2 separate regions of the Homo sapiens genome follow, and region 1 is linked to region 2. A link is an interaction called in ENCODE POLR2A ChIA-PET data of the cell type or tissue named here. Cell type or tissue: GM12878. All regions are shown on one strand. Each heading gives the region's core, and the rest is flanking DNA. Links, peaks and the distances in the headings are about the cores only. Region 1 overlaps SUSD1 (sushi domain containing 1). Region 2 has its middle 48 kb from the start of LINC02977.

Region 1 (15,970 bases), core at 2,873-10,872, 59 kb after region 2:
AAGTTTGAATACTGGAGTCAGATGTCCAAGTCTTTATCTGAACACCACCACTGCCTGTGTGACTTTGTGCAAGTTATTCATCCATTCTGTGTCTCAGTCCCCACACTGAGGGATGCTGTAATAACATGGGAATGATAGCAATACTACCCACCTCTAGGTAGTGGGAGAAGTCAGTGAGTTAGTACAGGTTGAAACAGTGCCTGGCACAGAATAAGCAATAAGCAAATGTTAGCTATTGTTAATTATTATTGTTTTTGTTGTTTTGATACTGTTTCAGATCATTGGGGAAATGATAAATTTTTCATAACCAGTGCTGAGAAAATTGGCTAACCATTTAGAATCAAATAATTTTGATCACTAGAGCTTACACCATATATCAAAATAAAATCCAGATGGATTACAGACTTAAATTGAAACCTAAAAGGATTAGGAAATGTTAGTGAATATTTACCTAATATTAAAGGGGGTAAGAAATTTCTAAGCATATTCGTTAACACAGAAACCTTAAGAGAATGAGAGATTTAACCACTTTAAAAAGCATGCACTTCTTATACCAAAAACTACCATAAGCAAGATTAAAAGGCAAATGGCAAGCTGGATAAAATATCTAGAATAATGGGCAAGAAGTTAACATACAGAGAGTGTTACAGATTAATAAAGACATACCTCAATAGCGAAATGAGAAAATTCTACGAAAAGGTAAATCACATGAAAAACATGATTACAGATGATCAATAAAACTTTGAGCAAATGCTCTCTTACAAGTAATAAAAATGCAAATTAAGGCATTAAGATGCCATCTTTGTGCATGACTCAGAAACATTTTTTTAAATGCCATCTTGGTGGACTAATTAACTAGATTTGTTTTGTTTTGTTTTGTTTTTAAGAGAAAATACAATTCTGGAGATGAACGGGGGAGCTGGTACTTTACTGCACTGGCATTTCATCCGATCTACCCAGTATTCCTTCCAACTTCTGACATCAAGTTTTTTTCTGTGTATTTTTTCCTCTACACTTTAACCCTCTGTATATTTTAATCACTGATTGATGAATATGTTGAACTGAAGATGACTGTGGACAGAAATCCATATCATGCATATTCTTGGGTTTGATTTCAACTCATCAATAATTGTTAATGAGTTGATATCAACTGTGCATAGCCATTCAGCTTGTTTCTAAGCCCACATACAGCTCTCATGTCCCCACATTGTCCACAAGGACATTATTGTTATTATGCGTGCCATATTTCCCTGACCAATTACTGACTCTGTGCAAGAAGAAATGGAAAGCAATCTGACCTAATCTGCTCTTAAAGCTCCTGACTCCCGGGAACTGCTGTTTTTTCTACCAGGGATACACAAGCCATCACTTGAAGACCTTGCTTTGCCTTGACTTCAAGTTACCATCATCTACACTTCTGGTGGTTCTTCCTTTGTACAAAGTTCCTTGTTCTTTGCTCATCTCTAGTCCTCTTACATCTCTCCATTTTCTTCAAGGTTTATTGAAGATCATTTGCAATGGTTTATCCATCTCATGTGAAAATTGTATGAACCTGCCAGAATACGCTACATCCATGTTGGAAGACTTGAACCTATGTAGGGTAGCAAGCTCTTTTCTTTCTTCTAACTATCCCCTCACAAACGAAGAGGACAAAAGCTAAGTAGGAGTTAAGGAAGCTGACTTTCACTTGACCATCCACCAGCAGGATCTACCTGGGCACAACTATTCCTTACTCTAGACATAGTATTGGAAAATGATCTTTATTTATTCTGCATAGCACAATTTGGGTTTGGCTCCAGGAATGATTCTTGCTGGTAGATCAGTTCCTGGTTATATGTCTTTTTGTCTACTTTGCATATATACTCTAAAAATCTGAGTCAATCTAATCAAGAGTGCTCACAAGTGTTGCCACACAAGCTTCTTTAGAGACTTTCCTCATTAATTCCTTAATAAGAAAATTTACAACTGGCAAATTTGAATTGTATTTTTTATAGCCTCACCATCCTTTGGTTACCCTACCTTTCCATGGTCTCATGCCAGAGAACCATGTTTATTTTTCTTCTGAATCACTTGTAGAATATTTTTTTACAAACCCAAGTGAATCACTCATGTGTTATATCCCACATCAGTTACTCAATCTTGGAGAAAGTAAGTCCATTAAGACTAAACTTCACCATTCTCTTTATGGTGGCTCCCTCAAGAGAGCTAGTGCTCAGGAGGAGTGATGGGGCCTTGCTGGACTTATCTTTAACCCCTTCCCTGATAGAAATATCACATGCTGAAGAGGAAGTTAGAAAGGCCCTATTTCTACTCTCAGACTTTGTGACAGCTTGAGGACGCTCCATGGGTGTGGACATTTTTTCATGAATATACACGGGCATGGTCACTTCCTGAAAGCACCAATTCTGTTCTCCAAATGGTAAATAATAATAAAAATAATAATTAGCACAGTGACTTCTATTTACTGTGTTAAATTTCTCTTTGCTATTCTAGGGTCTTCTCACTTGAATTCCATTCAGAGCCAAAGATGGCAAAGGAAATCAAAGTGGAAAACTAATTTAAAGATAAGTTTAAAGATTAATTTAAAGATTAATGCTTGATACATTAGCAACACTGTTATATTCCATTTTTATTGCAGTTTAACAAATCACCACAAACTTAGGTAGCTTTAACCCATTTATGAGCTCAGAATTCTGTGGGTGGTAAGTTCAGGCACATTGTGGCTGGTTCTCTGCTCAGGGCCTGTATTAGTCCCTTCTCACACTGCTATAAAGAACTACCTGAGACTGGGTAATTTAAAAGAAAAGAGGTTTAATTGACTCACAGTTCCACAGGGTGTACAGGAGGCAAGGCTAGGGAGGCCCCAAGAAATGTACCATCAAGGCAGAAGGTGAAGGGGAAGCAGGCACAGTCTTCACATGGCCAGAGCAGGAGAGAGAGAGAGTAAAGGAGGAAGTGCTACACACGTTCAAACAACCAAATCTCATGAGAACTCTATCACGAGAACAGCAAGGGGGTAATTCATTCCCATGATTCAGTCATCTCCCACCAGGCCCCTCCTTCAATACATGGGGATTACAATTCGACATGAGATTTGGGTGGGTACATAGAAGAAAACCGTATTAGGGCCTTACGAGGCTAGAATCAAGGTCTCAGGTGGACTGAACTTCTTTCTGGAGGCTCTGGAGAAGAAGCTGCTTCCAAGCTCATTCAGGTTATTGGCTACATTCAGTTCCTTGCTGCTATGGTTTGAGTTTATATCCTCTGAAACTCACTTGAAATTTAATCCTCAATGTGGTGGTGTCAGGAGTTGGGACCTAGTGGGAACTATTTGGGTCATGGGGTTGGAGCCCTCATGAACAGATTAATGCCCTCTCTCAGAGGTGAGTGAGTTCTTGCTCTGGAGGGGCTGTATTACCAGGGAGCTAGTTGTTATAAAAATGAGTCAACTTCCTAGACTCTTTCTTGCTTCCTGTGTCATCACATGATCTCTTTGTATATACCTGCTGGCTTTTCCACTTCTCTACCATTGTTCTGGTGAGCATGTAGCCCTCACCAGAAGCAGGCCAGATGCAGTACTATGCTCTTGAACTTCCCAGCCTACAGACTCATGAGCTAAATAAACCTCTTTTCTTAATAAGTTACCCAGCCTCCAGTATTCTGTTATAGCAACACAAAACAGACTAAGACACTTGCAGTTATAGGACTAGGGTCCCCATTTTCTTACTGGCTGCAGCCAGGCCTTGCTCAGCTCCTTCTGTTAAGCTGCACTCCTTGCCATGTGGACCCCTCCATCTTCAAGCTGCAGGAGAATTTCCCTATGTCAAATCCATCTCATTCTTTGAAGCTCCAACTTCCCCTATCTCTGACCTCTAGATCCAGATTTAAAGGGCTCCTGTGATTAGGTCAAGCCTATCTGGATAATCTCCCTATTCGGGAGCTTAAGTACATCTCCAAAATCCCTTCACAGCAATACCTAGAACAGTCTTTGAATGAATAACTGAGAGAAGGTAGATGTATACCAAAGACAAGGAATTTGGGAACCATATTAGAATTCTTCCCATCACAACTATAAAGGTTTAAAATGATTGTGTGCATGTATATATGTACATATATACACATATATGTACATATACAGTAAATACATATGTATACATACACACTAGGTTTATATCCTGATGTAAGTCTTCTCTGGCTTATTTGATAAGTATTGCACCTCCTATGCTTCATTTCCCATAAAACTAACTGCTGCTTCCTCAGTAATCATTCAGCCCAATTCAGTGCATTCTGATTGAACACCTAATGCATGCCAGGCTCTGTTCCTCCTCTTCAAATGCCCTTCAAGGGTGTAAAATCTAGTAGTAGAAGACAGACAAAACAAGTGCACACCCATTGCTCTAAAATATAGCAGAATAGCCAAAGAAGGGCAGATCCTGCCCTGTTGAGAAAATTTAAAAAGCTTCAGGGAAGAAAGGGCATTTGATTTTAATCTTGAAAAACAGGTGGGATAAGCAGAGATTCACAGGTGGGTGATCAGGAAATCCAGATGGAAGTCGTCAAGTAATTATATGAGCAAGGACATTAAGAGGAGAAAGCATGGGCCATAGCCAGAAAACAGCTGGAACATTGGTTTGAATGGAGAAGAATAAAAGATGTAATTAGAAGGGTATGTTTGTGTCAAATAGAGGACTTGGAAGCCAAACTGAAAAATAATGGAGGACCACAGAAGCAGAGGAAACAAAATCAGTTCTGAGTTTAGAAACAAGTCAGGTGGTGGTGTGTAGGCTGGAATGACGAGGGAAATTCTGAACTCTTGTGATGGGAGATGAGGAAGGAGGATTTGCCCGTCATCCCTGCTACAGGTAGGAAGGCCTATGCTCAGGGAGTGAACACAGAAATGAAAATCAGAGAGGCGTGCCCAAGGTGCTAAATGTGGGCTGAAAGAGAAAAAGGAGTAGTCCCGAATAACTCAGAGGTTTCATGCTTACGACTGGAGAATGTTCCCCGATTACAGCTTATTATCATCTCACATATATCAAATGACCTTGCTTTGTGACTCAAGAAATCACAGACTCATAATACTCTGTGGCTGGAAAGCATCTCAGAGATCCCAGAGAGAGGGCGACTGAGAACTGGCCAAGTTAAATACTATTTCAAAGACACTTGGCTGATTAGTAGCAGAAGACTCAGGCAAGTAAGCCCAGGCCTCTGCATCTTCCATCAAACCGACTGCTGGTTTCCTGATCATCTTTACAAAGCTCTTCTAGGGGCAATATGCAAAAGGTAAATAGCATAATTTGTCACTGGGCAAAGGCCAGAATGGGGCTGAGCCTTGGCACGAGTGAACTGGCACGATTTCAGGACTAATTTAGATCTCGGTTCTCTGCAAATTACTTTCTGAAATGGCAGTCTCCAAACTTTTTTGAAAAAGTAGACTGCCCAAGATGGGTGCACAACACAGGTAAATGTTATACATAAAAAAGTATTGCTAGAATTGCCTTCAGAATTTCCACAGAACAGTGTTTTTCCTATTATCTTCCAGAGATTTCCAGTGGTTTAATTTCAAAGGCTCAAACTCTCCTTCAATATTGGTTCTCAAGCTGAGGGGAAACCAGAGCACTGCCAAAGCCACTTAGATATTTTCAAAGCAAAATCCTCCCTGTTAATTTAATCATAGCAGAATGACTGCAGCCAGCTCTTTGGCGATTTCTTCTACCCAGTTTGAATGTCTTCCAATCATAGCAAACAGCTGCTGAGTAGAGTGGATTCTGGAAGCTATTATTTTTGTGTCTGGAAGCTTTGTCATCTTAATTATTCTGATAAAAGCATCTCTTTTCCTCGTGAGAACGCCATGCCCAATCCTAGAGCTTCAGGGGATGGACTGGCAAAAAAAAATTTATGAATGTTGGAATGTGTGGCCTTTATTAAAGTCCTACAAGTAAAGGGACTTGGCCCATCTGCACACAGAAACAGGACAGCACCCATCTTTGTCAAGAGGGGCCCTCACTGCCTGGTCATCAGCAATCCAAGATGGCTGACAGTCAGGTAACCCGCCTTGCACCCTGCTGAAAAGCCAAGTCCTCTACCCTTGTTGCAGTTGGTTTGAGCAGAGGTAAAAAGATGAAAATAAGATCAGGAGAGAAGCAGACAAATGGAGGAAGCCTAATTCCCCAGGCCCCTCCCAGATATTTCCTGCACAGTATTCTCTACTGACAGGATAAAAAATTCCCCATTAAAAAGTGCTATCCAGTGGAATCCTTAGGGAAGCAAGTTTATGCTGGCACTTCCTCACCATGCCAGTTGATTGTTTTATGCTGCTCTGAGGCGGGGAGAGGAGGTAAAGGGTTAAACTGATACTGTGGGCTAAGGGCAGAACTTGACAGCCTGTTGCTAGGACCCACAAACCACACGGAAAAGGTCCAGATTCCAAGGTCATAAACTCAACAAGATTTCTGGTATTAGCTACAAACTAATGGAATTCCTGGGAATCAAATCCACTGGCTGGCTGCCTGTTGGTTTTAAAGAAATGTACTGTACTGCCAGGGAAATCCCGAGCCTGGAAAACAAAGACCTGTGATTGCTCAAACCCTAAGGCAATTTCCCCGCCTGGATAACTCTTCCAAGGCAAAGGTTTAAGCTATACAGCGCTCAGCAGAAATGTTCCCACTGCATCTCTAAGGAAAGGCTTTGGAGGAAATGGACAAGGGGTCCCATCAGGCAGACCCAAACTGACCACCCAAGTGACCCATTCTGCTGCCAGGGCAGGGGATGCTTGCTTGTCCTGCCCAGCAAGAGGTGATCACTGCTACAGGGCCCCCTGACCACTGTACATTGCTTTATCTTTTCCTCCTTTCTAAATGAGCGTATTTATTGTGCTATTCAGTTTTCCCTCTCATATTATGTATTATGGTTTGAGATTGGTTAAATTTGCCATTTAGTCATAGATTACTTAAATAGAGCACAAGAAACACATCTGGACTTGACCAAGAGGAAGATGCTATCCCCAGGATTCCTGGTCTTGGAGCTGGATGCAGTAACGGACCCAGCTTTCAGTTGTCTTCCACTAGGGTTCCATGTGGGATCATGCATAGGATAGTTCCATTTTGTTAAGGGAAGAAGTTTTTCTTTTCTTTTTTTTTTTTTTTTTTTTTTTTTGTTGTTGTTGTTGTTGAGATGGAGTTTTGCCTTTGTTGCCCAGGCTGGAGTACAATGGCGCGATCTCGGCTCACCGCAACCTTTGCCTCCCGGGTTCAAGTGATTCTCCTGCCTCAGCCTCCCGAGTAGCTGAGATTACAGGCATGTGCCACCATGCCTGGCTAATTTTGTATTTTTAGTAGAGACAGGGTTTCTCCATGTTGGTCAGGCTGGTCTCGAACTCCCAACCTCAGGTGATTCACCTGCCTCGGCCTCCCAAAGTGCTGGGATTACAGTTTTTCTTAATATTATATGTGTATGTGCACAAGCTACACAGCCGAATGGTAGTGGACTGTTGTAGCTCTTGTATTGGCTTTTCGGCATCTTTTCCTGTGCCCCATTTCTTGATAGGGATTTTGTCTCCCTTTCATTGCAAACCTAGTGGACCTATTGTTCACACTGCTCTGCCTCCAACCAGCCATGAGGAGACATAAAACCCAAGGGAGGCCAATCATCCTAGCCCATCTCCTAGTAACAGTGATTCATCCAATGGGCAGTCACTTAACCTAGCAGGAAAGAATCTTTCCCCGAATTGAAAAGCTATGTTTTCCCAGTGAAATCGGTAAGCTGCGGGAGCTTGCCATCACTCCCTCTCACATGTCCTACAGTAGAAGAAAACGAAGCCAAGTGACTCTTAGAAACAGAGAACTGAAACAAGAGAAAAATAGAAAGTCCCACTCACGGTGTTGAGTCCCCAGTCCCAGTTCCTGGAGCCTTCTTGGTGGGGTAGCTCTTTGTATAATTCCATAAGCTCCCATCCACTCACCCTCCTCCCATTTTTTTTCAGCTATGAAGCTCTTTGCTTAAAGTAGTATGAATTGGGTTCTGGTCACCAGTGACAATTATATAAACAGATCTCATCAATATGAACTTGATGCTGCAGAAAAGAAATAAGGACAGCATTCATAGGCAGAAAATAATTTTACCTTTCACCTGAGCCCAAACTGCACAGGAGTGTCTTCTCACCTATAAAGGAAAACATAGCAATGCATTTAGCTAGGTGGCACACAGTGTCAGTTTAAATATAGTTTGGAGGCTGAAGCCCTCTGAGTTTCAGCTTTTTCAATCTCTTAATCTGAACTAGACCTTTAAAGTCCAATCTAGCTCTAATATCTTGTGATATCACTAAGTGTTCAAGGGACCGGCGTGGGTTGCATGGACAGAAGTGACCCTACAGATCACTTCTATAGGTTTCCAACAGGTCTTGGAAAGCATATATGATAGGCCAACAACAGGAGTGACAAAAAGGACCATTCCCCTGACCAGCTCTGAGCAACTGGCATGGACCGCCTAGAGAATTATGCTGAAAAGGATTCTGAGGTCACACGTTCAGAAGGTTCAGCAAGAAGTAGTGATGCATGTTAGAGGCAAAGCTATGAGAAGTCCCAGTATATAATACTTCATCTATCTAGATGTCACTTAGCAACGTCAGTTACCCAAAATGTGTCCATGAACCGGGAAGAAAGCAACAGGAACATATATGAAAGCTCATCCATAGTAGAAGAAATCTATAGATTCAGTGGAATGAATATCTCTTCCCCCCTGTCATTATGATATGCTTATTTACCTGTTACAAATGCTGGGGACTTGCTCTATATAAGACTTGAAAATATTCCCCAGAGGAAGCTGCACGGTGAGGGTTAGAGGAGGATCCTTCCAATGTCATTAGGAGAGTCTCTTTCAAATGACAGCCTTGGGCATTCTGGTTTGGATTTTATTAATTTTTTTTTTAATTTAAGCTTAAAAATTCTGAGAAAAGCTGCTGGGCACAGTGGCTCACACCTGTAATCCCAGCACTTTGGGAGGCTGAGATGAGCAGATCACCTGAGGTCAGGGGTTCGAGACCAGCCTGGCCAACATGGTGAAACCCCATCCCTACTGAAAATATAAAAATTAGCTAGGTGTGGTGGTGGGCGCCTGTACTCCCAGCTACTTGGAAGGCTGAGGCAGGAGAATCACTTGAACCCAGGAGGCGGAGGTGCAGTGAGCCAAGACCACACCATTGCACTCCAGCCTGGGCAACAGAATGAGACTTCGTCTCAAAAAAAAAAAAAAAAAAAAAAAAATCTGAGAAAAGCTTAAAATAGCCATAAGCGTTTGAATGTGACTAACATTTGCTTTGATGCTAAGTGCAGATATTAGAAATGGAAGGTAATGTGCAAGAATAACCAGTAAAGAACATATTTCAAGACACTGGAGAATGGAAGGGACTTCAAATAGCAAGGCCATTTGGGGGAATGGAGTATATCAAAGGAGAGAAACTGGCAGGGGCCAGGTGAAGAAGGGAGCTTATTAAACTGAAATGCCTGGATCATACTTGCATTTTATAAAACTCATGCTGGCAGTGGTATGAAGCAAGGAGACGGGTAGAATAAGAGACAGAAAGATGTGGTAGAAAAGTGATGTTCAGGCAAGAGATGACAAAGTCTGAGCAGTGCAGACAAAGGAGAGGAAAGAATGATTTTAAACAGAATTAAGTTGGTAGAATTGACATGATTTGCTGATGATCTGGATAAGAAGGTAAGAAAGAAGGAAGAGACAAGAACTATTTACAGGTTTCTGTCTTAGCAATGGGAGGCATGGCAATGCTATTTACTGGGACAGATACACAAAGGGAAAAACAAAATGGGGCATTGGAAGACTCACACTCCCTGATTTCAAAATTTACTACAAAACTACAGTAAACAAAACAGTGTGGTAGTGACATAAAGACAGACATATAGGCCAATGGAACAGCATAGAGAACCTAGAAATAAACCCTTGCATATATGTCAAATAATAGTTAACAAGAGTGCCAAGACCATTCAATAGGGAAAAGACAGTTTTTTCAGGCTGGGCACACTGGCTCACACCTGTAATCCCAGTACTTTGGGAGGCTGAGATAGGAGAAGCGCTTAAGCCCAGGAGTTTGAGACCAGCCTGGGCAACACAGGGAGACCCCATCTCTACAAATAATTTTTAAATATTAGCCAGGCATGGTGGTGCACAGCTGTAGTCCCAGCTACTTGAGAGGCTGAGGCAGGAGGATCACCTGAGCCCAGGAGGTCGAGGCTGCAGTGAGCCATGATTGCACCACTGCACTCCAGCCTGGGTGACAAACTGAAACACTGTCTCAAAAAAAAAAAAAGTTTTTTCAACAAATGGTACTAGGAAAACTGGATATCTACATATAAAAGAATGAATATGGACCCTTACCTAATATCATATAAAAAATTAACTCAAAATGGATCAAAAACCTAAATATAAGACCTCAAATTATAAAACTCTTAGAAGACAACAAAAAGCTTCCTGAAACCGGATTTCTCAATGACTTCTTGGATATGACAAGACACAGGCAACAAAAGAAAAAATAGACAGACTGATCATCATCAAAATTTCAAGCTTTTATGCATCTAAGGACACTATGTATAGTAAAAGTGCAACCCACAGAATGGGCGAAAATATTTGCAAATCACGTATTTCACAAGGGATTACAGTAATATCCAGAATGTATGGAGAACTCTTAAAATTTAACAAAAACAAAAACAACCCAATTCAAAAATGAGCAAAGGACTTAAATAGACATTTCTCTAAAGAAGACACACAAATGGCCGATTAGCCCATGAAAACATGGTCAGCATCACTTGTCATTAGGGAAATGCAAACCAAAACCACAATAAGATGCCATCTCATGCTGGGAGTGGTGGCTCATGCCTATAATCCCAGCACTTTGGGAAGCCAAGGCAGGTGGATCGCTTGAGCCCAAGAGTTCAAGACCATCCTGGGAAACATGGCAAAATCCTGTCTCTATGAAAAATGGAAAAATTAGTCGGGTGTGATGGCATGCACCTGTAGTCCCAGCTACTCAGGTGGCTGAGGTGAGAGGATCATCTGACCCCAGGGAGGTCAAGGCTGCAGTGACCTGTGATTGGGCCACTGCACTTCAGCCTGGTAAACAAAGTGAGACCCCATCCCCCACTTCCAAAACAAAAGATGTCACCTCACACCCTACCTTATAATAGGATGCCTATTATAAGAAAAGAAAACAGAAAACAGTAAGTGTTAGCAGGGACATGGACAAATTGGAAGCCCTACGCACTGCTGGTGGGAATGGAAAATGGTATAGCACTATGGAAAACAGTATGGTAGTTCCTCAAAAAATTAAACATAGAATTATCATTTGATCAAGCAATTCCACTTCAGGTATATACACAAAAGAACTGAAAGCAGGGGCTGAAACAGATATTTGCATACCAATGTTCACAGCAGCATTATTCGTAATAGCCAAAAGGTGGAAAATATCCCATTATTCATCCATGAATAAATGAATAAGCAAACGTGGTATACTCATATAATGGAATATTATTCAGTCTTAAAAAGGAAGGAAATTCTGACACATGCCACAACATGGGTGAACCTAGAAGACTTTAGGCTAAATGAAATAAGCCAGTCACAAAAAGAAAATACTGAATGATCCTACTTATATGAGGTACCTAGAGTAGTCAAATTCATAAAGATGGAAAGTAGGGCTGGGCGTGATGGCTCATGCCTGTAATCCCAACACTTTGGGAGGTCAAGGTGGGAGGATCACTTGAGCCTGGGAGTTTGGAACCAGCCTGGGCAACATGGAGAGACTCTATCTCTACAAGAAATAAAAATTAAAAATTAGCCAGTCATGATGGTGCACACCTGTGGTCCAAGTTAACTCAGGCAGCTGAAGCACCAGTATTGTTTGAGCCCCGGGGGTTGAGGCTGCAGTGAGCTATGATCGTGCCACTGCACTCCAGCCTGGGCAACAGAGCAAGACTCTGCCTCAAAAAAAAAAAAGACAGAAAGTAGAATGTTGGTTGCCAAGGGCTGTGGAAGGAAGGAATGGGGAGTCATTTAATGGGTATAAAGTTTGTTCTGCAAGATAAAAAGAGTTTTGGACGCTGGTTGCACAACAATGTGAATGAACTTAATGCCACTGAACTACACTTTAAAATGGTTAAGACAGTAAATTTTATATTGTATATGTTTTATCACAATTAAAAATTAAAATTAAATCACTACTGATTTTATTGTAATTGTCACACAAATACAGTTGAAACCCATGGGAAAGTCATCGCAATTTAAATATGTAGATCCAAATATAAATGTTTTCAAAGCCCTTTCATCTCCTTTAACATCCTAAAGAATAACCACATATTCTTCTGTTCAGCTACATGAAAGAGAGTATCAATGACATCACAGGAAAGTTTCCTATGAACCAGAATTCTTTGTGTGTGTGTGTGTGTGTGTGTGTGAGACAGGGTCTCACTCTGTTGCCCAGGCTGGAGTGCAGTGGCATGATCTCAGCTCAGTGCAACATCTGCCTCCCAGGCTCAAGAAATCTCCTGCCTCAGCCTCCCAAGTAGCTAGGACTATGGGTACATACCACCATGCCTGGCTAATAAACCGGAATTCTTGTCCTAACCTCCAACTTCATTCCCTCTGTTATGAATTAAATGTCTATGCCCCTTGCTCACCACCCAACCCCTGCCCCAAATTCAAATGTCGAAGCCCTAACCTACAATGTGATGGTATTTGGAGGCAGGATCTTTGGGAGAGAAATAGATTCAGAAGAGATTATAAGCCTGGAGCCCTCACGATGGGATAAGTGTCCTAATAAATAGAGGAAGAGCAATCAGAGCTCTCCCCTCCCCACTCCATCCCCACCACGTGAGGACACTGTAAGAAGGCAGCTGTCCACAAGCCAGGAAGAGAGTCCTCACTGGGGAACTGAATCAGCTGGCACCTTGATCTTGGGCTTCCCAGCACAGACTGTGAGAAATAAATGTCTGTTGCCTAAGCTACCCAGTCTACCATATTTCACTATAGCAGCCCAAGTTGACTAATATACCCTCCCCAACCAAAGTCTTAATCTAGGACAGTAGATCTCTGAACCATCTCTAAATTGCACTCATGTTGTACTGCCAGTGTTTTGTCTATGGCTAAAAACTCCAAGTCAGAAACCCCAAGTAATTTTCTAATGAAAAGGCCTTGTCTAAGCTGTAAATACCTTTTTGGTAAGTTCAGGGCAATATATTTCTGGGCTTTAACTTTCCTTTCTTTATTCCTCCATTATTGTCACAAAGCGCTGCTAGACATCTTTGATACTTGAACATTCTTACAAGTAACTATTGGTTTCATAGCAAGCATGTTCATGACACATTACATTTGCATCCCACACAGAATTTAATAGAGTGTCTCAGTTTTAAATATGTGATAAACCTTACACTCAAGATGATAACATACTTTTATCTCAAATTCATCAGTCAAGAGCTGCTTGTATTAGTATTAATATAATCCTTCTAGTTTTCATTACTGGCCCATATGAATTTACAACAAGCTTAGGGTTCTCCTAGGTCAACCATCACAATGGTTCTTCCAGATCTTCCATCCCTGACTGATTAATGCAGCTCCATGATGTTTCCTAATTATCTAATGAATATTGAGTTCCACGTCTCAGGAAAGAACCACTGCTGGAAGAGCTTTCTAAGGACTGTAGAAGGGAAAGTGGGACCTATGCCATAGCTGCGGAAGGGATGTAAGCAAAAAACAGCCGAGTGCTGTGCTTAATCTTCGGCTTCCCAGGAGAATGAGAGAAGCAGCAGCCTGGCAGGGGCACAAGGAAGTTAACAGAGAATCTAGATGTTTCTTTCCAACTTAGACTTCAGCAGTGCAATAGAATGAGGGCATCTGTAAAGCTTAAGAGTAAAAACAAAACCAGGTCAGTCCAAATGTTGATTCAGCAAGGTCCCCAGGTGGTTCAGAATCCATATCATCTGTAAGGGTTTCACCTGTCCCTTCTTCATAAAGGCAAAGTATTCACAAACATTTTGTGATTGTTACATGCAGTGACCCTCTCATATACTTGGAAAATAAATGTTCAAACATTTAAATGTCATACGAAGAAGAAAATACAGAGTTCACAAGAGCTTGGAAAGAAAGATACCTTATTCCATTCACTTGTGATTCGTAATATAATGCAGTAATCACTCCCTCTTTTCAAGGGTGCATTATAATATTCCCCATAGTACAGCCTGTCTCCTATAGGTATCTCCATGGCATCATCTGGAACATCTTTGGCCAGTAGTTCTGCAGCCACGTATCCATCAGCATCAGAGGCGTTGCTAAAGAAGGAGGAAGCGCCTTCAGAATCACAAGAAAATGTGCTTTGGAGGGCCAGGGGAAGCACTAACACCTGATATGAACTGGAAGAAAAAAGGAGAAGTGTCCATCAGACCCTTGCATGGGGAGTTCATTCATTCATTCATATTTATTGAGCACCTGCTATGAGACAAACCTCTTTCTTTGTTTTTTTGTTTTTTGTTTTTTTTGAGATGGAGTCTTGCTCTGTCACTAGGCTGGAGTACAGTGGTGCAATCTCGGCTCACTGCAACCTCCATCTCCCAGGTTCAAGCAATTCTCCTGCCTCAGCCTCCCAAGTAGCTGGGACTACAGGTGCATGCCACCACGCCCAACTAACTTTTGTATTTTTAGTAGAGATGGGGTTTCACCATGTTGGCCAGGCTTGTCTCGATCTCTTGACCTCATGATCCACCCGCCTCGGCCTCCCAGAGTGCTGGGATTACAGGCGTGAGCCACTGCGCCCAGCTGAAATAAGCCTCTTTCTAGGCACTGGAGACACGACACTAGGCAAGAAAAAGTCCGGGCCCATGTGGGATTTACAGTCTGATGGCTCCAACCATCATGGAATTCCAGTTTGAACCTAAAGGGTTAATGCCAGACGACACAGGGCAAGGGACCTCTCCAAGTTCTGGCTGCAGAGAGATGCCAAGTACATCCTCTTTCGCTGGGAGAAGTTGTTGCAAGTATCACTGCCCTGTGTGTGTGTCATAAAATTGACCTGATCAGTGATTTTCACGTGGGCAAATAAAGCCCAACTGTGGAAAGGGTTAGCAGTCACATGGAGACCGAGTGCCTACCACAGTGAATGTACTAAGTCCGGAAAAAAGGCTGCAGACAGTCATGCGGTGACCTGAAACAGAACTCATGTGATTTACATCCCCTACAGTTCATGGGCTGATACCAAAGTTCATGTGAAATAAATGAGACGCCAAGAGTGCAGAGTCACCATGAGTTAATCTAGTCTGACAACACCCTGAAACAGCCAGAACAGTAATATGTCATGTATGCACTGTAAAAACTGTTCCCCAATTGTGGACAGAAAAACACACTAACAAATGGGTATTGTTTTTGTTATGTGTTTCATTATTTGTCCCATCAAATAGAAAGCCTGGCAGTGAAAGGACGTGTGAGAATAAAAATGCACTGAGAATGAATCACACTTCCCTTCTATTCCCATCTATCTGGTACTTAGCTCCTGCCTCTAGTACCATGTTGAGCATCTGCTGTCTCTGTCAGGCTTGATAGCAGGGATCTGAACGACTGACTTGTATTCTTGCAAATCCTTGCACAGTTCTTTGGAAATGATAGCTCCCCAACCCCCGCCCTGCCCCGCCCCTCCGCCACCAGCAATGAATGATTCTTGAGTTGAAATTTCGGAAAAGAGGAAAAGCATACATCAGCGTGAAATATAATTAGGGTAATTTCCAAAACTCATTAGGCCATGTAATTCTATTTTACCAGTAAATTTGAACTTCCTGCTTCACATGTCAAACGCCCTATCTCCTGCTTCCTAAGAGCCCATGAATCACTAGGTTAAGAAGAGGGAGCCCTCCTCCACAGTGGGTGTTGGATATGGAAAGTCTCCCCCCACCAGGTTCCCAAACATCCTAGGTATCCTCAGGGC
Region 2 (15,970 bases), core at 3,826-11,825:
ATTATTCTTTTCACCTTTAAAATGAAAAAAAAAAAAAAAAAAAAACAAGCTTAGGAAGGTAATTTGCCCAAAGTTACCCAGCCACTAAGTGGTAGAGGCCCCACACACCCCTCCCACCATGACCACATCTTCTTTTTTTTTTTTTTTTTTTTTTTACAGAGTGATAGAGTCTCACTCTCACTCTGTCACCCAGGCTGGAGAGCAGTGGTGTGATCTCGGCTCACTGCAACCTCTGCTTCCCAGGTTCAAGTGATTCTCCTGCCTTGGCCTCCTGAGTAGCTGAGATTACAGGCATGCACAACCACGCCTGGCTAATTTTTGTATTTTTAGTAGAGACAGGGTTTCACCATGTTGGCCAGGCTGGTCTCGAACTCCCGACGTCAGGTGATCCACCCACCTCGGCCTCCCAAAGTGCTGGGATTACAGGTGCGAGCCACCGTGCCCAGCCAGCCACATCCTCTTATAAAGTGGAGGGGTGGAGGAAGGAAGGAGGTCTCTACAAGGGTTTCCTTTTGGGTCTAACGATTAGTGAGCCCTCTCTAGGGAAGGAAAACCAACATCTGTGCAGAACTTCAGGCTGGTGAGGAAGATGTTGATCCCAATTAGAATCTGGCATCTGGCACTTGCAATAAATACCAGGGCACCTGCTTGTGTCCGCAGAATCACCCCAGCCTTTGTGCCAGAAAGAAAACACTCTTCACTGGATCCTCAAAGGAGTCCAGTCTCTGGCCCAGCTCTCAGGGAGCTCATGGTCTGGTGGAGGTAATGAACTCCTCTCCCTCACTCCACGTCTCCCTAATTCACACCTCCTTCCTCTGAAAAGACTCCCTTCCAGGCCTTGACTAAAAGGGTCCCTGTCCTGAAGAACAACCACTGAGCTACAGACTCAAGGAACAAGTCCTCATGATCCATCAGTCCCCTGTCCCCCCGTCAGCCTTGATACCATATGACCTCAACCACTCTGCCTCCAGGGAACTCACAGGTCACCTGAAACTGATACCACCTGGCTGAACTCCGCCCTCCAGTTTATGTGCCTGTATGAAGTCTGATTTGACTGCAACAAGCCTTTTGACTAAAATTGGGATGTATATGTGTGCAGACTGCACATATCAATTCTCGGAAGTTTTTTTTTTTTTTTCTCTCGGCTGGGCGAGGTGGCTTATACCCGTAATCCCAGCACTTTGGGAGACTGAGGTGGGTGGATCACTTGAGGTCAGGAGTTCAAGACCAGCCTGGTCAACATGATGAAACCCCATCTCTACTAAAATACAAAAATGAGCTGGGTGTGGTGGCGGGTGCCTGTAATCCCAGCTACTCGGGAGGCTGAAGCAGGAGAATCGCTTGAACCTGGGAAGCAGAGGTTGCAATGAGCCGAGATCGCACCAATGCACTCCAGCCTGGGCAACAGAGTGAGACTCCATCTCAAAAAAAAAAAAAAAAGAAGTTTTTTTCTTGTGGCAGAGCAAGAGTGGAAAATATTGTGTATTTTAAAAGTCAGCTTTATTCCCCGTTTTAAAATCCTGAGACCTAAACTTTTGTTCCTACGCAGTCAAACCTTTAACCTCCACTTCCTGTGTTCTTTAGCCTTCTTCAATAGAAAAGCTGCTAGCGAATTGCCCCCATGCACTACACACAGGTTTATTTTTTCTATGTAAAGTATGTCCTTGTGGTTTGAGATGCCTTATGAAGATGGAACTGACTGACCTCACTGATGGCCTGAATGTGGAGAGTGAGAGAAAGGGAGGAATCAGGAATGATACTGAGATTTTTGGCCTGAGCTTATGGATATAAAAAGGATTAATGGAAGGGAGTTTCCAGTAAGCAACTCACAATTCCACTTCCTGAAAAAGGAGTACTCTATCCAAGAAATTATAAGCGGGAAACTTGGGAAGGATTCCCCATCTCCTTAATATGGAGGAGAGGTCAGGAGGCAGGGGCAGGCTGTGAGACTCTTGGGACCCGCTGTGCTTGTGTCACTTTTTTTTTTTTTTTTTTTTGATACGGAGTCTGGCTCTGTTGCAGAGGCTGGAGTGCAGTGGCGCGATCTCGGCTCATTGCAACCTCCACCTCCCGGGTTCAAGTGATTCTCCTGCCTCAACCTCCCAAGTAGCTGGGACTACAGGCACCTGCCACCACACCAAGCTAATTTTTCTTATATTTTTGGTAGAGATGGGGCTTCACTATGTTGGCCAGGCTGGTCTCAAACTCCTGACCTCAGGAGATCCGCCTGCCTTGGCCTCCCAAAGTGTTGGGATTACAGGCATGAGCCGCGGCGCCCGGCCTTCTGTCACCTTTTGCTAATGCAGATCAATAGCGGTCAGGAGCAGTTTCCGTGGTAGGAAAAGATTCTGGGGTGCAGAGGAGGCAGAGGCCCCCGGAAGGAAGCTGCACACCACCACACCATGTGCTTTGAGGGGCAGTTAAGCCAAAACTGGCCTCTGACGTGGTTGTTTTACCAAATGCAGAAAAGAGACCACAAAGAGCAAAGTCTCCTAATTAGGACTGCTCTTGGTCCAGCTCCTTGCAGTCTGCCATGCCAGTCAGGTCATGGGGGTTAAAGGTTTCCTCTTTAAGGAAATACCTGAAGTACAGGAATAATGCTAATGACAAAAATGCCAGGCAAAGATGAGGTGGTAGGGGAGCTATGTGGGGGCAATGGGAACCTTCTATTGGGTTCTTCAAGTTAGACCACAGAGCTCCCCCTTCTGAACACCTGAACATGGGCAGTTTTTAGAAACCAGCATAACTGATGTGAGTTTTACTGCACTGTACTCAGGTTAAAAAATGTCACATTTATTTCTACAAGTAAGAGAAATGTAGCCAGGTGTGGTGGCTCACGCCTGTAATCCCAGCACTTTGGGAAGCCGAGGCAGGTGGGTCACTTGAAGTCAGGCGTTCAAGACCAGCCTGCCCAACACGGTGAAACCCTGTCTCTACTAAAAATACAAAAATTAGCCAGCGGACACCTGTAATCCCAGCGACTCGAGAGGCTGAGGCAAGATAATCGCTTGAACCGGGGAGGTGGAGGTTGCAGTGAGCCAAGATTGTGCCCCTGCACTCCAGCCTGGGCGACAGAGAGACTGTCTCAAAAAAAAGAGAGAGAAATTTGCACAGAGCCCTCACCCACTTGGTGAGTGGAATATTCCATCTCAGTCATAATTCTGTTGTCCTGTCTTTCTTTTCCTTTTTTTTTTTTTTTAGATGGAGTTTCACTCTTTTTGCCCAGACTGGAGTGCAATGGCACGATCTAGGCTCACTGGCAACCTCTGCCTCCCGGGCTCAAGTGATTCTCCTGCCTCAGCCTGCTGAGTAGCTGGGATTACAGGCATGTACTACCATGCCTGGCTAATTTTTTATATTTTTAGTAGAGACAGGGTTTTGCCATGTTGGCCAGGCTGGTCTCGAACTCCTGACCTCAAGTGATCAGCCCACCTTGGCCTCCCAAAGTGCTGGGATTACAGGCGTAAGCCACTGCACCTGGCCAATGATGAATCGTTTAGCTATAGAGACTCAAGGCCCTTCACAACGGAAGGCATGGCAGAAGCTCTCACCCACATTGCACGTGAAAGAGGCCCTGCTCAGAATGGCCTCTCCCTGCTCCTTCACAAACCTAGCGTCACCCTTCTAGCTTCTGAAGAGAAGGCCAGAAACCCTCAGGAATATTCATGCAGTTCTGGCCCCAGAATGGCTCATGCCAAACTTTAGTATGCTTGAGAGACGGCAATTCTAACCAGGCCACTGAACGCTCAACCACAAGAGAGGTGAACTCTCCACCGCCATCATCCATCACTCCTCTCTTTACCTCCATCCTCTTTCTACTCTGCGCCCCTACCTGCCCTCAGTCTGGACCTAAGACTTCTTAGGCTCTTCAGTAAGCCCTGGAGATCTCTCGTTTAGCAAAAAGACTGACCCCAGCCTTGGGTTGACTAGGTCCCCAGTTCAGGCAGCTGAGTGACACAAGATCATGAAGGAAGGGCCATCTGGCTCAGGCCTGCTTTCCCGTTGCCACCAACTGTCCCTGACATTTCACAGTTCCCATTTGGCAGCCACCAGTACCAAACGAATGTGAGAAAAAGAAGCCCCTGGTCCACACAAAACCCACAGTAGCTTATTTTCAGGCCACAGCTGAGGCCTGTTAAGCCTAAGTGGCAAAACCTGCCATGTCTCATATCCTTATTTTTATTTTATTTATTTATTTATTTTTTTTGAGACAGAGTTTCGCTTGCCCAGGCTGGAGTGCAATGGCACAATCTTGGCTCACCGCAACCTCTGCCTCCCAGGTTCAAGCGATTCTCCTGCCTCAACCCCCCGAATAGCTAGGACTACAGGCATGCGCCAGCCCGCCAGGCTAATTTTGTATTTTTTAGTAGAGACAGGGTTTCTCTATGTTGGTCAGGCTGTTCTGGAACTCCCTACCTCAGGTGATCTGCCCACCTCGGCCTCCCAAAGTGCTGGGATTACAGGCGTGAGCCACCGCGCCTGGCCTCATATCCTTATTTTTATCTCTCCTTTTCCATTGCTGCCAGCCAATATGGCCTAGAAGATTTTTTGCTTTGGGGAATGTATGATCATATTTTTCTGGCCAAATAATTGGTGTCTTTAATATTTCATGGGCAAGGGATTCCAATTAATAAAGCAGATTGAATGCATAAATGTATTGCTCTTCTTTAAAAAAAAAACACTAAAATGATGTTAAGGAAAGTTTTTCAAAAGGCATAAACCAACAAAGAAAATTGAAGAGAAAATTATAGTAGATTCAGATGATAGTAATATTTTTTAAAATTGAAAGCAGATAGAAGAGGGGTAACTGACCTAGAAGATAAAAGAAGGAAGAAACTGACCAGGTGCGGTGGCTCACGCCTGTAATCCCCGCACTTTGGGAGGCCAAGGCGGGAGGATCACAAGGTCAGGAGTTCGAGACCAGCTCGGCCAACATGGTGAAACCCAGTCTCCACTAAAAATACAAAAATTAGCTGGGCGTGGTGGTGCATGCCTGTAGTCCCAGCTACTCAGGAGGCTGAGGCAGGAGAATCGCTTGAACCAGGGAGGTAGAGGCTGCAGTCAGCCGGTATTCCTCCACTGCACTCCAGCCTGGCGACAGAGCAAGACTCCATCTCAAAAAAAAGAAAAAATTTCAGTTAGACTAGATGAATACATTCTACAGAGCTATTGTATAGCATGGTGACTAAAGTTAATAATAATGTATTGTTTACTTGAAAATTGCTAAGAGTAATTTTTTTTTTTTTTTTGAGATGGAGTCTCGCTCTGTTGCCAGGCTGGAGTGCAGTGGCGTGATCTTGGCTCACTGAAATCTCCGCCACCCAGGTTCAAGCGATTCTCTTCCTTCAGCCTCCTGAGTAGCTGGGATTATAGGCATCCGCCACCATGCCCGGCTAATTTTTGTATTTTTAGTAGAGATGGGTTTTCACCATGTTGGCCAAGCTGGTCTCGAACTCCTGACCTCATGATCTGCCCACCTTGGCCTCTCAAAGTGCTGGGATTACAGGTGTGAGCCACTGCGAATGGCCAATTTTTTAAATTCTCATACAAAAAATAAGTATGTGAAGTGATGGATATGTCAACTAGATGGACTTAATCAGTTCACAATATATACACATATCAAAACATCAAGTTGTACACCATAAATATATGCAAGTTTTATTTGTCAATTTTACCTTTAATAAAGCTTTGGGGAGAGGGAGAATAGAAAGGAAAACAAATAAGAGAAATGTTCCTTCCTGCTAAATGTGTTAAATACTGTTTCCGTAGAAGGAAACACATTACTTGTATTTCCCTTAAGATTGTGAGGGAGTTGTGTATACAGAATGAGCCCACATTTTCTCACTAGTAAATAGGCCTGTGATAAATTATTTCACTAGCTTTAAAATATTTTGTCCAGATTTTGGTAGGAAGCTGGTTTCTGATAACCTCTTTTAGTACTGGCAGTAAATGCTACATTATAAATTAATGTTGATATGAATTTACAAATAGGTAGAGTATTGGGTACACATTTTAATGCTAAGTTTAAACTGAATGTCTGTGTAATGGATTTTTTAAAAATAGATTTGGAAGTTTTTTGGTTTTTTGTTCTGTTTTGTTTTGAGACAAGGTCTCACTCTGTCCCCCAGGCTGGAGTGGGTGACAGAATAGTTGCTGCAGCCTTGATCTCTCAGGCTCAGGTGATGCTCCCACCTCAGTCTCTTGGTTAGGTGAGACTACAGGTGTGCACTGCCTCGCCTGGGTAATTTTTTGTATTTTTTGTAGAGACAGCATTTCGCCATGTTGCCCAGGCTGGTCTCAAACTCCTGGGCTCAAGTGATCCACCCGCCTCAACCTTACAAAATGCTGGAATTACAGGCATGAGCCACCATGCCCGGCCTGGAAGTATTTTTAAACAGGTTTTTAACCTTACATAAAATTACTTTTATACTTCTGTTAATGTTTCATCTGTGCCTTTGGGTAATTTATTTTTTATTATTAATTTCTAATGCCCCAAAGCTAGCTATCACCTGAAAGGTGCCTTTAGGTGAATATACTGTTTCCAAAAATGCATCAGTGACACTTTCCTATCCTCATACTTTCAATATTGCCTCTTCTCTGTTCTTTTTGGATGTAACTTCAATGATTGTGTTATTCATGAAGATTTTAAAATTTCAACACCTCCAACACTCCTTGGCTGTGTTCACAGCTTCTAACTTTATAGCTGTAGGTATTTTTGAATGCCAGATGTCTGGCCTGTTTGATGTAAATAAAATTTATTTATAAGATATTAAGGGCAAATAAATAATAGAACTTTAAATTTTAATCTATTTGTCTTTTAATAGGATAATTTTACCCATTTACATTTATTGTCAGAATTGATTAATTTGACCTCTGGTCTTTACTTTTATGTTTTGAATTTTTTCTTATGCTTTGTTTTTTTCCTTTTGTTTTCTATTTTCTGCTATTTAGCTTAAAGTTTTATTACTTAGACCTTTAGTAGTGTTTGGAAAATAAATGTTTCTAACTCTATTAGTACTTGTCTTTATTTCTTTGCATAATAAGAAAAAGGTTTTTAAAATTTTGACTAGCCTACCTTTTTTTCCCTTCACTGTTCAGTATTGGTTACTGAGCAACTAGTGTGTGTAAGACATGGAGTACTCAATGGTAAAGAAAAGAGACAATCTCTTCCCTCATAAAGCCTACAGGTTAGCAGAGAAGATAATGACAGAAAAAGAATAAAATAGTGCAAGTATAGGTTTTTTCGTTTGTTTGGTTGGTTTGGTTTTTTTTTTTTTTTTTTGGACGGAGTCTCACTCTGTAGCCAGGCTGGAGTGCAGTGGCGCCATTTTGGCTTACTGCAACCTCCGACTCCCAGTTTCAAGCGATTCTCCTGCCTCAGCCTCCCGAGTAGCTGAGATTACAAGGGCGTGCCACCAGCCTGGTTAATTTTTGTATTTTTAGTAGAGACGGGGTTTCACCGTCTTGGCCAGGATGGTATCAATCTCCAGACCTCGTGATCTCCCGCCTTGGCCTCCCAAAGTGCTGGGATTACAGGCGTGAGCCACCATGCCCAGCCGCAAGTATAGGTTTTACACTCAGGTTATTTTTGTACACATTTGGCATACTATCAATTTTTTTTTTCCCCTGGAAATGGAGTCTCGCTCTATTCCCCAGGCTGGGGTGCAGTGGCACAATCGCGATCTTGGCTCTCTGCAACCTCCGCCTCCCAGATTCAAGAGATTCTCCTGCCTCAGCCTCCCAAATAGGATTAAAGGCATGTGCCACCATGCCTGGCTAATTTTTGTATTTTTAGTAGAGACGGGGTTTCACCATGTGGCCAAGCTGGTCTCGACCTCCTGACCTCAGGTGATCCACCTGCCTCGGCCTCCCAAAGTGCTGGAATTACACGCGTGAGCCACTGTGCCTGGCCCATACTACCAACTTCAGTAATAATCTTTGATTTTTGCAGTCACTTTAGAACTACATTTCCAGTTATTGTATATAATAAGTAAGTGAGTTTCAGTGCTGCCATGATATTCCCATTCCTGAGTTCTTTCTCTAGCTCACCTAGGCTATTATACGTCTTTCAGGGAGCTGGGTAAAGGCATTCTTCAATGGGCCTTTCAAGAGCCAGATAGCAAGGCAGAACACCTCAGTACTATGCAAAACTGACACGTTGATGATTCACCACCAACAGGAGAACATGACACATGGAACAAGGCTGTGGTTTAAAAATATGAAACTTTTGCCAGGTTAGAGAGAGCACTGCTAGGTTTTAAAAGAGACATGTTTCTAAGACTGATTAGAGGTGTTTTTTAATATAGCTCTGCAGAAAACTCTAGGGAAAATTATAGAGTGGCTGAATAAGGATGATTTCTGCATTCCCATATTCCTGGATATAAATATTACTATTACTGAGAGGTGTTACAAAAATTCCATCTTGATTTCTAATATCAACCAACTGGAAACTAGAAAAGACTTCACACCTCCCCCCACCAAATTAAAATACTATTGCAAATTATTTATAAAATACAACTTATAAATATTAATGGAATACTGTCATTTAATAATGCTTTTATTACAAAACAGAATAACAAAAATGTTTAACATTTAATGACAAGGATTTAAACAAAATTCATCCTAAGAAAACCAAGAAGATTAAAATGATAAAGATGAAAGTGAAAGCTTACTAATTAGGAAACAAAAATGGATAGAACAGATAAATCAACTCGAGCTGTTTCTTTGGGAAAACAAAAACCAATTAAAGAGATAAATCTCTGGCAAACCTAATTATTAAATAAATAAAGCAACGGAAATAACTATATTTATCCTGAGTTTCAAAAGAATGTAATTACTGACATAAAGATTTAGAAAATGTTAACAAATACCATAAACTGCTTGATATGAAAATCTCTAATACACAGTTCTCCATTTCTACCAAGATCTCTACTAACCCAATACACTTCAAAGCTTTACTCCTCACTGTAGCAGCCCTAAAGCAAAAAAATTACCTTACAACAAGGCCATAGGTCAACTCTTCAGATGTGGCAAGGCTGTTTGACCCCTTTCTCCACCTAAAAATGCAAAAAGTTCAGGTTATACTGCAAACCTCATAATACATGCCCTTTCCTTTCAAGTAATATAAGCTTGTCTCTTTTCAAGCTAAACTGCAGTCCCATACTCAGTCCTATAAGAAACCTAAATGAAAAATAAGCTTAGAGAATGTGGAGACTAGAGGGCAGAGAACCCAGAGTTTGACCTTGGAAAATACTAAACTAAGGACTTTGTTATAAGAGAAAGCAAATGGCGGAGTGGGTTGGGTGGGGAGGGGATGACAAATATTTCATGTAAAAAGTTAAACAACTTTGTACCAGGCGAATCAGTGGGCTTAAAATATTCAGTAAACCATGCTATAAGTAGATGTGCTGTCATTCAGGCTTTGCTGTTCCATTTATAGAGCACAAGCAGAGTAGATTTAGTGTAATTTTTTTTTTTTTTTTTTTAGACAGAGTCTCGCTCTGTTGCCCAGGCTGGAGTGCAGTGGTGTGGTCTCGGGTCACTGCAACCTCCACCTCCCGGGTTCAAGCGATTCTCCTGCCTCAGCCTCCCGAGTAGCTGGGACTACAGGCACACACCGCCACGCCTGGCTAATTTTTTTGTATTTTAGTAGAGATGTGGTTTCACTGTGTTGCCCAGGCTGGTCTCAAACTCCTGAGCTCAGGCAATCATCCCACCTTGGCCTCCCAAAGCGCTGGGATTACAGGCATGAGATTTAGTGTAATTCTTAAGGGCCCTAGGATTTTGGGAATGGTAAATGAGCATTGGCTTCAACTTAAAGTTACCAGCTGCATTTGCCCCTAAAAAGACAGTCGACCTGTCCTTTGAAGCTTTGAAGGAAGACATTGACTTCTAACTATGAAAGTCCTAGATGGCATCTTCTTCTACTAGAAGGCTATTTCATCTACATTGGAAATCTGTTGTTTAGTGTAGCCACCTTCATCAATTATCTTAACTAAATCCTCTGGATAACTTGTAGCTTCTACATCAGAACTTGCTACTTCATTGTGTACTTTTATGTTATAGAGATGGCTTCTTTCCTTAAACCTCATGAACCAGCCTTTCCTGGCTTCAAACTTTCCTTCTGCAGCTTCCTCACTTCTCTCTTCCTTCATAGAAGTGAAAAGAGTTAGGGCCTTGCTCTGGATTAAGCTTTGGCTTCAGAGAATGTTGTGGCTGTTTTGATCTTGTATCTAGACCATTAAAACTTTTCCCATATCAGCAATAAGGCTGTTTTGCTTTCTGATCATTTGTATGTTCACTGGAGTAGCTCTTTTAATTTCTTTCAAGAACTCTTCCTTTGCATTCATAACTTGGCTGTTTGGCATGAGAAGCCTAGCTTTGAAAGCTTATCTTGGCTTTCATCTGGCTTCCTCACTAAGCTTAATCATTTCTAGTTTTTGAGTGAAAGTGAGAAACATGTGACTCTTCCTTTCACTGGAACACTTAGAGGCCATTGTAGGGTTATTCATTGACATGATTTCAATATTATTGTGTCTCAGGGAATAGAGAGGCTCAAGGAGACGAAGCCAGATAAGGAACAGCCAGTGAGTGGAGCAGTCAGAACACACGCAGCATTTATCAATTAAGTTTGTTGTCTTTGTGGGTGCAGTGGCTCATGCCTGTAATCCCAGAGTTTTGGGAGGCCGAGGCAGGTGGATCGTTTGAAGTCAGAAGTTTGAGACCAGCCTGGCCAACATGGCGAAACCCCGTCTCTACTAAAAACACAAAAATTAGCCGTGTGTGGTGGCATACACCTGTAGTCCTGGCTACTCGGGAGGCTGAGGCAGGAAAATCACCTGAACCCGGGAAGCAAGATTACAGTGAGCCGATATTGTGCCACTGCACTCCAGCCTGGGTGACAGAGTGAAACCCTTCTCAAAAAAAAAAAAAAAAAAAAAGTTTGCTGTCTTATATTGGCGTGATCCATAGCACCCCAAAACAATGACAATAGTAACATCAAAGATCACCGATCACAGATCACCATAATGATGGAAAAGTTTAAAATATCACATGAGTTATCAAAATATGACACAGAGACACAAAGTGAGCACATACTGTTAAGAAAAAGGCACCAAGAGATTTGCTTCATGCAGGGTTGCCACAAACCTCCAATTTGGAAAAAATGCAGTATCTGTGAAGCGCAATAAAGTGAAGTGTAACAAAACAAGGTGTGCCTATATGTAGGTGAATATTCATATAATATTGGCATGCGAAAAACCTTTAGAGGCCAGGCATGGTGGCTCATGCCTATAATCCCAGCACTTCGGGAGGCCGAGGGGGGCGTATCACCTGAGGTTAGGAGTCCGAGACCAGCCTGGCCAACATGGTGAAACTCCGTCTCTACTAAAAATGCAAAAATCAGCCTGGCGTGATGGCAGGCACCTGTAAACTCAGCTACTCAGGAGGCTAAAGCAGGAAAATTGCTTGAACCTGGGAGACGGAGGTTGCAGTGAGCCAAGATCCTGCCACGGCACTCCAGCCTGGGCAACAGGGCGAGACTCCCAACTCAAAAAAAAAAAAAAAAAAAAGAAAGAAAGAAAAGCCCTTAGAAGCATAGCATAAAAATCAGAAACTACAAAGGAAAATATTAATAAGACTAAAGGTCATATAAAAGTAAATACTCCTGTAAAGCAGCGACAATAAAAACAATAACAAAGAATAAATAAAAGACAAATATCAAACTGGAAAAATAGTGACAGCACAAATATTTTTCAAATATCAAATGCATTTTGAATATATATATATATTTTTATGTTTCTTACAAATTAAAAATGAAAAAATTAAAATTCCAACAGAAAAGTGGACAAAGGACCAAAACAGATATTTTTTAAAAATATTTTTTAATTTAAATTTTTATTTCAATAGTTTTTGGGGTACAGGTAGTTTTGGGTAACATGGATAAGTTCTTTAGTGGTGAGTTTTGAGATTGTAGCATACCCATCACCCAAGCATTGCACACTGTACCCAATATGTAGTCTTTTATCCTCCACTCCCCATTCAACCTTCACCCCCAGTCCCGAAAGTTCATTGTATCATTCTTATGAAAATATGGAACTCTTCAAAATTTGCATGTCATCTTATACAGGAGTCACGGTAATTTTCTCTGTATTATTCCAATTTTTGTATATGTGCCGCCAAAGCAAGCACCAAAACACACAATTTACAAATGAAATTATACAAATAGCCACGAATTTGGGTTGAAAAAATATTCATTTCACAATGATCAAACAAATGCAAATTAAAACAAAGCAGTGTCATTTTGTTTACTAGATTGACAAAGATACAAAATAATTACAATTTCTAATGTTGTTGACCGTATAAGGAAATTACTATTATTCTCCAAGAATGACAATGTAAATTGGCACACATTTTCTAAAATAATTTGGTTATACAAATTAAAAGTCTTCCAAATTGCATTTACTTGGCCCAGCAATGTGACTTTCAGGAATTTATCTACCCTAAAAAAGAAGTAGAAGTTTTTAATAATAGAGAAAAATATTAAACCCCCTAAATGGCCAAAAATAAGAAGTAGGTTAAATAAACAATAGTACATATATACATTATTATATTGTTAATAATAAATAATATTTATTGTCTTTGAAAAATGTTCATAGTTTCTTACAAAATGGTTTATAGAGTATGGTCCAATTTTCATTACATGTTATATATTCACACATATCCACAGATAGAGAAAATCTGAAAGAATTTAAGAGTTAAACTTTTTGTTTGTGATAAACCAAGGCTGATATAGCCAACTTAAAGAAAAAAGAGGGAATGAATTTATTGGAAAAATGCGGAATATCTCATGAAATTGCAGGAAGTGTTATACTTTTTTTTTTTTTTTTTTTGAGACAGAGTATAGCTCTGTCACCCAGGCTGGAGTGCAGTGGCACAATCTCAGCTCACTGCAACCTCCGCCTCTCAGGTTCACACGATTCTCCTGCCTCAGCCTCCTGAGTAGCTGGGATACAGGCGCGTGCCACCATGCCTGGCTAATTTTTGTATTTTTAGTGGAGATGGGGGTTTCACCATGTTTGTCAGTCTGGTCTTGAACTCCTGACCTTGTGATCTGCCTGCTTTGGCCTCCCAAAGTGATGCGATTACAGGCGTAAGCCACCGCACCTGGCCAGGAAGTGTTATACTTTTAAGATATGATCAGATAAGGAACAATAATGCCAGGATTCTTCTCAACAGATGGATTTGAGGAACTTCTCCCTCTACAACTCTGATGAACTGATTCCCATCTAGTCCCTGTGTCCTTATAGTCCAAAGGTAAAATTTTAGGAATTTTTCTGATAGTCCCAATATGGGCCAGAAGTGAATGTCTGGATTAATAAACTATGGCCACATGAGTAGGAATAAGTGTATTCACATGGCACCTGGAGGTCACTCTCTGTGAATTGGGGCCATGATCAGGATGACGGACCCGGACAGGTGCTTTAAGCGATGCTACTGGGAGAATATACACCACGATGTGAAGATGGGTGATCTCTGAGGGTGGGATAGTGGGTGCCTGTTTGCTTTGTCTGTATCATTCAAGGATGATTTGGCTGCAAGTGACAGAAACACAACTCTAACCATTAGGCAGAAAGTGGAAATTATTAAAACGTTAACAGAAATGCAGCAAGAGCAGGGTGCACTGGTCTGGGGACAGCTGGAAACAGCATCTTGGACACTGCTGCCAGGCTCCTCTCTGCATCTCTCACTTCCAACTTTCTCTTAATGTCAGGCTTACTTTCCTCTGAATTTCTCCACATGACAGGAAACATGACGGCAAGAGGTTGCCTGGTCTTGCATCTCCCTGTTTCATTACCAGAAGGAGACTGATATTTCCCCTATCTGATTCCAAATTGTACAACCCCAGCAGGGTGCAGTGGCTCTTTACACTGTAATCCCAGCACTTTGGGAGGCCAAGGTGGGCAGATAACTTGAGGTCAGGATTTCAAAACCAGCCTGGCCAACATGGTGAAACCCTGTCTCTACTAAAAACACAAAAATTAGCCAGGGGTGGTGGTGGGCGCCTGTAATCCCAGCTGCTTGGGAGGCTGAGGCAGGAGAATTGCTTGAACCCGAGAGGCAGAGGTTGCAGTGAGCTGAGATCACGCCACTGCACTCCAGCCTGGGCAACAGAGCGAGACTCTGTCTCAATAAATAAATACAAATTGTACAACCCCAGAGAAGACTCTCATTGCCTTAACTTGGGCAGGAATTTTTACTGTCTTATTTGCCATTGTACCCATACTACCTGGCACGTGGCAGAGCCTCAACAAACACATTAAATGGATGTGAGAGGAATGAAGACTAGTCAAGATGACTACTGAGTTTGGGGACCAGTGAGTGGTGACATCATTAACTCAAGCAGGCTTCAGAGCAGTAACAGTAGGCTTGGAGGGCCCAGAAGCATTGCTTAGCATTAGGAAGGTAACTATCAGAGTCAGACTGTTTGGATTTGAATTCCAGTTCTACCACTTACCAGCTGTGTAACTGTGAACAAGTTACCTCAACCCTCAAAGCTTCAGTTTCCCAATCCATAAAAATGGGGATAATAGTAATATCCAGTTTGTAGGGCTCATTGTGAAAATTAACTAAAATACATTGTGCAAGGTGCTAAATAATCGACTGATATTATTATATTCCTCTTTCAACCGTGCTGCACTATGCTTTCAAATTCATTTTCACGATCTTTGCAGTTAGGACTGATTTTTTTCTAATGGTAGTGTAAGTTTCATGTTTCAATATTTCATGCCAGTTGATCAGTCTGTTTCTCCAGTAAACAGAGCAAGGATATGTGCTCAATCATACTTGCCTCACTGGGAAGAAATAATTTTGCAGTGTCTACCTTTGCTCTGGTCCATGTCATAGCAGAGCCTGTGCTATAAGAAGAGTTTGTAGGTTGCACAAGATGTCACCAGGAATGCTCTTGGCAGGCTTTCAGAGGGCAGTAGCTGGAAGATAGGAGCTGCCATGTTACCAAATATTCAGAGAGCACAGGCCCGACCCAGCAGATGCTGGGAGTGTACGGGGACAAGTATACAGTCATGCTCCCTCATTACTGCTACCCACCCGAAGATGGGATACCCAGAAAGGTTTGGCCTCTCTAAATCTTAAGATTGAAGCTAATTTTCCCCTTCTCTAAGTTTTTAAGTATCAGGTAAGGGATTGAAATACATTTTTTAATGTAGAGAGTATGTAAGTTTGAAAGCAGAAATTACTTATATGGTCTTTTTAATTTCTCTGTATATGAGAACTATGGCTTTGGAGCCACCTGCTCGAGATAGGTGATGCTTGGAAGGTATAAGTGGAACCCAGATAAGAAGGAAATTTTGTGAGTAAATTTTACTCTCTTTTTATTGGTAGAACATATTTTAAAATCTTATATAAAGGTCCTAATTTTTGTAACATCTTCAAATATGTTGGAGCAAATTATATTTTCCAAAGTTGGCCTCACTAATGTATAGCATGACTCACAAGCTCTGATTATAGATATATGCAAATAACAATATGTTGATTACATCCCAGTAGCTATTGACCTTTGAGTTATGACCCAAAATTCAGACCCTAACACTTGACTGAAAGTCTTTTCCTATACTCTATTCTGCCCTAATGCAATGTTAAAAGCCCAGGAGGTAGAGTTAAACACCCTGGGTTTGATTCTCGGTTTACCACTAACCAGTTGTATGACCTTGAATGAGTGATTTGACCTTTCGGTGCCTCTGTTTCTTTATTTGTAAGATAGAGAAATAATTGTCTCAAATTCACGGAGTTGTTGCTAATTGAGTTAATACAGTTAACACCCTAAATATCCTAGAACAGTTCTAAAAACACAGTGTATGTTTAATATATGCTAGCTGATATTCTTCTTCTTTTTTTTTTGAGACAATCTCACTCTGTTGCCCAGGCTGCAGTGCAGTGACACGATCTCGGCTCA

Evidence for each region. ChIA-PET counts read pairs that join two places held together with the same protein. Peaks named below come from ENCODE experiments on the same cell type or tissue, not always from the same donor. Only the 100,000 strongest peaks of a DNase experiment are listed, where the experiment ranks them.
Region 1: POLR2A ChIA-PET joins it to region 2 with 10 read pairs; 5 of 35 experiments call an interaction of 5 or more read pairs at or near these places.

The regions. Positions count from the first base shown.
Region 1 is chr9:112,044,279-112,060,248 of GRCh38, forward strand. It overlaps SUSD1 (sushi domain containing 1), which reads right to left. Exons shown (of 17, transcript NM_022486.5): 14 at 14,150-14,408; 15 at 8,121-8,160. Among named protein-coding and RNA genes, the nearest start is that of LINC02977, 12 kb to the left of the region's middle. In GM12878, for the core only: no CTCF peak of the experiment used is centred there; no DNase peak of the experiment used is centred there; H3K27ac peaks cover 349 bases.
Region 2 is chr9:111,984,551-112,000,520 of GRCh38, forward strand. It overlaps the pseudogene RNU6-710P. Among named protein-coding and RNA genes, the nearest start is that of LINC02977, 48 kb to the right of the region's middle. RefSeq lists an enhancer at 719-1,068. In GM12878, for the core only: no CTCF peak of the experiment used is centred there; DNase peaks (open chromatin) are centred at 8,151 and 10,401; H3K4me3 peaks cover 305 bases; H3K27ac peaks cover 5,132 bases.